2 separate regions of the Homo sapiens genome follow, and region 1 is linked to region 2. A link is an interaction called in ENCODE POLR2A ChIA-PET data of the cell type or tissue named here. Cell type or tissue: MCF 10A. All regions are shown on one strand. Each heading gives the region's core, and the rest is flanking DNA. Links, peaks and the distances in the headings are about the cores only.

Evidence for each region. Peaks named below come from ENCODE experiments on the same cell type or tissue, not always from the same donor. Only the 100,000 strongest peaks of a DNase experiment are listed, where the experiment ranks them.
Region 1: POLR2A ChIA-PET joins it to region 2 with 5 read pairs; 2 of 35 experiments call an interaction of 5 or more read pairs at or near these places.

Annotation. Positions count from the first base shown.
Region 1 is chr14:97,770,483-97,773,394 of GRCh38, reverse strand. The region is part of intron 2 of LOC105370651 (a long non-coding RNA gene); the gene reads right to left. Among named protein-coding and RNA genes, the nearest start is that of LINC02312, 9.1 kb to the right of the region's middle. In MCF 10A, for the core only: no CTCF peak of the experiment used is centred there; DNase peaks (open chromatin) are centred at 1,594 and 1,854.
Region 2 is chr14:97,915,627-97,918,538 of GRCh38, reverse strand. No RefSeq gene overlaps it. Among named protein-coding and RNA genes, the nearest start is that of LINC01550, 61 kb to the left of the region's middle. In MCF 10A, for the core only: no CTCF peak of the experiment used is centred there; DNase peaks (open chromatin) are centred at 1,158 and 2,288.

The DNA.
Region 1 (2,912 bases), core at 141-2,640, 150 kb after region 2:
AGGTGGGATTCATGGGGATGAGAGAGATAAAGCACTTAGAACAGCAGGATCACAGACAGGATCCAAAAAGTGTTGGCCTTTGTCCTTGTTGTAGTGCTGGTTTTGGTGTTGTTATTTCTGTTTTACAGATGCGTGGAGGCTCCACTGGATCATTCATGAGCATGTGGCTTGCAAATGACACAGGGTGGTTCAAACGGCTGATACTGTCTGCAGCAAAGCAGGGGTACCTGGGCAACACGAGACACAGTGGCATGTTTTTCTTAGAAGTCCTGGCTGCTGGTTCTGCCATGTGAACTAGATTTAAACATGGGCTAGAAGGCATCTTTTCAAAATCTTTTCTTAGTTTTCCATAGCTGTATAGGGAAAGAAATAAGAATATTTTGAACGACCTACAAGGCTCCTATGATCTGTCCCCTGCCCACCTCTCCTGCCTCAGCTTCTAGGATGTTCTTCTCATACTCAGCTGCAATCATATTTGATTTCAGTTCCTTGAACATGTTAGGAGCCTTCTTGCTCTAGGGTATTTGTGCATGCCAGCCCCTCTTTCTGGAGTAAACAAACACATGAAACATGTTTGATGCACCTTTTCTTCTCTATTCTTCTCTCTTATAAATTTGATACCTTCACGTGTGTCTCAATGTAAAGTTTCCCACTTTGAAAGCACAACTGATGCCAACAAATCGTGGCCAAGGGTTATTCATTGAGAAAATTGCAATACACCCACCAGCTCATAGGATTCAGATTGGCTTTGTTTGGACCTGGTCACCGCCTTTGTTGAGTATTAGCCTGGCACAGTCCTAGGGGAGCTACATGCTTCATCTCATTTGGCCCTCCCAGTAATGATACAGCAATTTTTAGCCTTGCTTTATAGATGAGGAACCCAAGACCCAGAGATGTCACATAGTATAAATGAAAGTTACAAAGCAATGCTGGAAGAGGTGGGGCTCAGAACCAGATCTGCTTGATTTCTTCAATCAGCCATTGATTGATTTGATGAGTATTTTTTGAATATTTACTACCTGTCATGATCTATGGCAGATGATGGGTTTCAACTGTGACCAACAGACATATGGCACCTGCACTGGTGGAGCTTACAGTCTAATTGGAGAGACCAACAAGTAAACAGAGGACCATAGCAAGTGTGGTAGGGCATAGAAAAGAAACAAAAATCCCAGCCTGGCAGCCATTGGAAGCTCCATAGACTAAGTGTATCAGTTAGAAGTGCTATGTAACAAACCGACTCGGATCTTGTTGCCCTAAACAGTAGCAATTTAACTCACAAGTCTTCACTTTGGCAGTTTGGGCTGGCTTAGCTGGGCACTTCTTCCAGGTAAGGCTGGACTTGCCCATTCATGAATATGTGATCAGCTAGTGTGCTGGCTGCACTTGGCTGGATTCGGATGTCCTTGTTTAGGGAGCCTAGAGTCTCTCTTCGTGTTTGTCTCTATCCCTCCAGCAGGTTAGTTGAGCCTGTTTACCTGCATACCAGTCAGAACTCCTGAGGGCAAACCTACTGCCAGGCATTTTTTAGGTCTTATATATTCCGGTATTTGCATCATCAATCACATAGGCTGTTGTTTCATTCACCAAACAAGCCACAGTCCTGAGTCAGCGTGGGAGGCACCCAAGGGCTTGGACACAGAGAGGCTTTGACAAATCAGGTCTGTTACTACAATCAAGCAATAGTGCCAACTGGACTGAGACAGGAAGGTTGAGAACACTTCTAAGCAGAGAGAAAGGACAGGGTAGATCGTGTGGTAGCTCTGAACGTAAAATGAGCACTGACACACTAGATGATGGTAGCTTTGTGTTATTCCTGCTTTCCCTGATTGTCTCTCCAGATCCACATGTAAGCCACTGGGCTCCCAGAAGAAAAGGGATGATTCACCCAGATCTGAGCCAAGCACAATTTGGGCAGCCCTTTGACAAACCCAACTGTTGCCAGTAAATGGGGATCCAGAAGACGTGAGCCCCACCTTCTGAGGCCAGCATCTTGTCTCAGGGTTCCAGGCCAAGCTGTGCCCTGGTTCGAGCTTGAAGCCAAATGACACTCAGCATGACAGCCATGGGTTAGGTTTTCTATATATCACAAATAAAAATTCAATTAAACATAGAGGCGGGTGGGGACGGTGTTTGGGGAAAGGAGTATTGGTGGGGGGGAAGGGATCTAAGGTTGGTTTTCTTCCTAACTTGGCAAGTGTGAACCTAAAATGTTTCTTTTAAGTCGGAATGACCATGTCATTCCACCTTCTGCACCCCCTCCCCAAGCCTGGTTCTGATTATTAGCTGAAGTTCAGTGCAAGTCAAGGCAATTCTGGTTCGGCAGCCAGGGAAAAATGACCCCTTTATTCAGTGAGGAAAAGCTGAGTCTGGTGGCTGAACGACCGCTGGGCTCATGGACATGGGGCTAAGGCCACATCAAAAAGTATTCTTTCTCCAAGCCCAGAGACCCATGGTTCCCACTCTGTGTGAGGTTCCCAAGTCATGGAAAACCCCAGGAACATCCCAGGAGCCTGGAGTGAGATCTGGGGTCTTGGGCCGCAGCTCGCAGTGTAAACGCAGCAGCCTTCCTCAGAAACTGGCTGTGTCTTGTCAGTCAGGATTGGACTAACTGAGCGGAAGGTGGCAGCTGAAAGGCCTGGGAGAAGAGGCATCTTGCAGAAGTGCAGCTGAGCGAGGGCTCCAGATCTGGGACTAGACACCCACAGACTCCTGGCTTGCTGTGTGACTCCAGGCTTTTTGCTTCCCCTCTCTGAATCTCATAGATAAGAGAGATGTACTCTGAGGATCAATGGGCCATCAGTGAATGTCCACTGCTATACTCTTACAGAGAAACAAGGGGAGATGCCTCTGTGGGCAGAAACAGCACTGAGAATAACTCCTGCACAGTTATTGCCTTTGTGGTTCAAAGC
Region 2 (2,912 bases), core at 119-2,618:
TGCTCATGCTTGCATTTAGATATGTTGTAAAATGTCTTCCCTCCTGTTTCCTTGTCCTTCTCCCTATTCCCTTTCTTCAGTCTTTGCTGTGCCTTCCAGGGCTTTGGGGGAGACTTTCCCAGGTCCCCATCTGAAGCAGCTCCCAGGAGCAGCTCCTGCTGGGGGACTCATGGCCTCAGACATCAAGAGACCCCACCATGGTGTGAAGCTTGGTAAGGAGCTGGTGTCCAGATGAGATGCTAGATGGGCACAGAGAAGAGGACTGGCATTGTTCAGCCTTGAGCTGGGACGTCCAGCTATGAGCTGGGAATGTTCTGCACTCAGCCCAGCTGACCAGAGGAACAACCCAGGATGACCTAGACTTGGACACTCTAGGGAAAAGAGAGTTCCAGAAGGCACAGCAGCTAACTATGGCCTTTTAGTCCTCACAGTTCTGGGCTCCAAATTTACTGAGAGTGTGCTTGGGTAGCTTTTTTTCTCCTCGGAACCACAGTTCCCTCATTGATAAATGGCCAACAGCCCTCACATCCTCTTCTTAGATTTGCTGAGGATGAAGCAAGATGGCAGGTAAAGCGCTTGGCCAGGGCTTGGCTCATTGAAAGAACCCAACACAGAGTAATTACTATTACTCTTATTGGCAGGAAAGAGATGGTGATGAAGAACAATGAGAAAACAGAAATACACGAGCCATAATAGGGACTTTGCCTATTTCAATGTTGAAACCACAGACTTTGTTAACATATGAGTGTGTGGATTTGGTCCCACAAAAGTAGTTGTGAAAATGGATGGCCATGTCTTTAAAATTTAAGAGCATGTGTCAAGCTTGCTTTAGATTTTGAGAAATCACCAATAGTTTCCATAGGTCATGTGCAAATTCAAGAATCAGATTATGCCTAATTTGCCCTTGAGTTATCTGAGCCTCAGAGATGGGAGGGTACCTTGCCTGAGGTCACACAAAGTTAGGAGGAGCTGGGGATAGAACCCATGCCTCCCAGTTTCCACTGGGCTTCTTTCTAGAAGATAAAAGAGCTACATAACAGGAAGTGAGGTGTTCATCTGAGGGTAGATTTTCTTGGCAGCAGCTCTTGTTTTTCCTTTAGTAGGAGAGGCTGGGCATGGCTCAATGTAGGCCTTGCCCTATCCTGGGGCACTTGGCGCTCTGTGCTCATCCCATCTCTGAGATTAATCACCGCCCTTCAGAAACACAGGTAGAGAGGTGAGCGGGGCTGCCAGCAAAGAAGAGTGAGTTCACGTAGTTCTTGCTAAATTATGCAAAAGCTCTGCCTCACCCACTCCACAACAAAGGGGAACAAGGCCCTGTCTTCTCTCCTCCAGGATGCAAAGAGGTACCCACCATCCTCCACCCCAACCTGGTAGAAGGGCTGTGCAAGAAAGGAGGCATAGGCTGAAGAGGCAGTTGGAGAGCATGAGATGAATGGAGCAGTCTTCCTAGAGACAGTAGTGAGGCCCATGAGAAAGCTCAAAGCTAAGGTTCTGGGACCTCTGTTGAGGCCCTGAGCATTGGCACAGGTAGGTTTTCACAGGCCAAGCCCATGTGCCTCCCTCCTGCCTGCAGAATGTTGTGCTGGCTGGCAGAGTCTGAGAAGAGCTAGTCTTGCACCTCTTGAAAGCATTGGCATTCCAATCCTTACACCATGACCAAGAACAAGTAGCTTTGTTCATCCATCTGCCTCTTTCTAGCCTCACCCTGCAAGCCTGCATAAGAAAAGGAAAAAGTAACAAGAGAAAAAGGATGTTGATTGAGCATCTACTCTTTGCTACGTGCTTCAGTACATTGCTTTTGTTCTCAAAAAAGCCTGTGGGGAGAGGATTCTTCTCCTCCAACTGCAAAGGAGGAATTTGAGTCCACAGGAGGTAAATTTGACCAAGTTCTTGCTTCACATAAAAATGGAAAGACACTGGTTTTATCTTCCGATTTTTTCAACACGTCTGTGTTGTCCATTTCTATATGTTGACAGTGGTAAACAGATGCTCCAGCCCAGGCATTCTCTGGAATGGCATGTGGCTTTACAGAAGTAATTCTTGATTTCTGCACTCATCTTGCCCCCAGCCCCCAAAGGTGGCCATTCCAAAGCAGTGCTGCCCAGTGAGACTAGCATGTGCTACAGGCCCTGAGTGGAAGCCTAGCTTTGCCTCTTTTGTTGAGCAAGCTTGGCATGGTGCTAACTTCTGCATCTGTCATGCAGCCACACTAACAATTTCCACCTTGCCTACCTGGAGATGTTGATGAGAATATCAAAATGAGATGATGTCTGGGAAGAGATGTGTCAGCATGACACCTATGCAAACCGCAATGCTGTGGGCTATTATTCATCCATTTCTAATTGGCTGGGCCTCCATCACCCAAGCACTGTGGATAGGTGGGAAAGAGACCAGCAACAAGCACTGGAATGAGTTCAGGATATTTCCAAATGTCTGGCTCCTTTGCTCCATGGGTTTTGGATTGCAATGATCTCCATTCCCTTATGTCACCCAGAAAGGGCTTGAGTGGTGGGTATGGGTCCGATGTTGAGTTGTTGCTTCATGAGGTGCTTTAAGGAGCTGACTGCATCCGCTAAACTATGAATTTCCTGACCGCACCTGTGTCTGTGAATTTCCTGACTGCACCATTCTAAGAGCTGCCCCAAGGAAACAGGCCAACAACCTTAGGCTCACAACTTGGGTGATCCCAGATATTTTGCTGATCCTTCTAGTGAAAGAAGGGGGACATTTTAGCCCAGAACACTAGAATGTGGCAGCCTAAAGTATAGGGTGAGTTGGGGGCAGCCTGGCATTGACAGGAGGATATTTAGCTCCTTGACCAGAACCCCCCACTGCCCTTTGTGCTTGGAAAACACTCTTTCAACTTGCCAAAGCCCTACCTTGATTTGGTTTCAAAAATTCCTTAACTT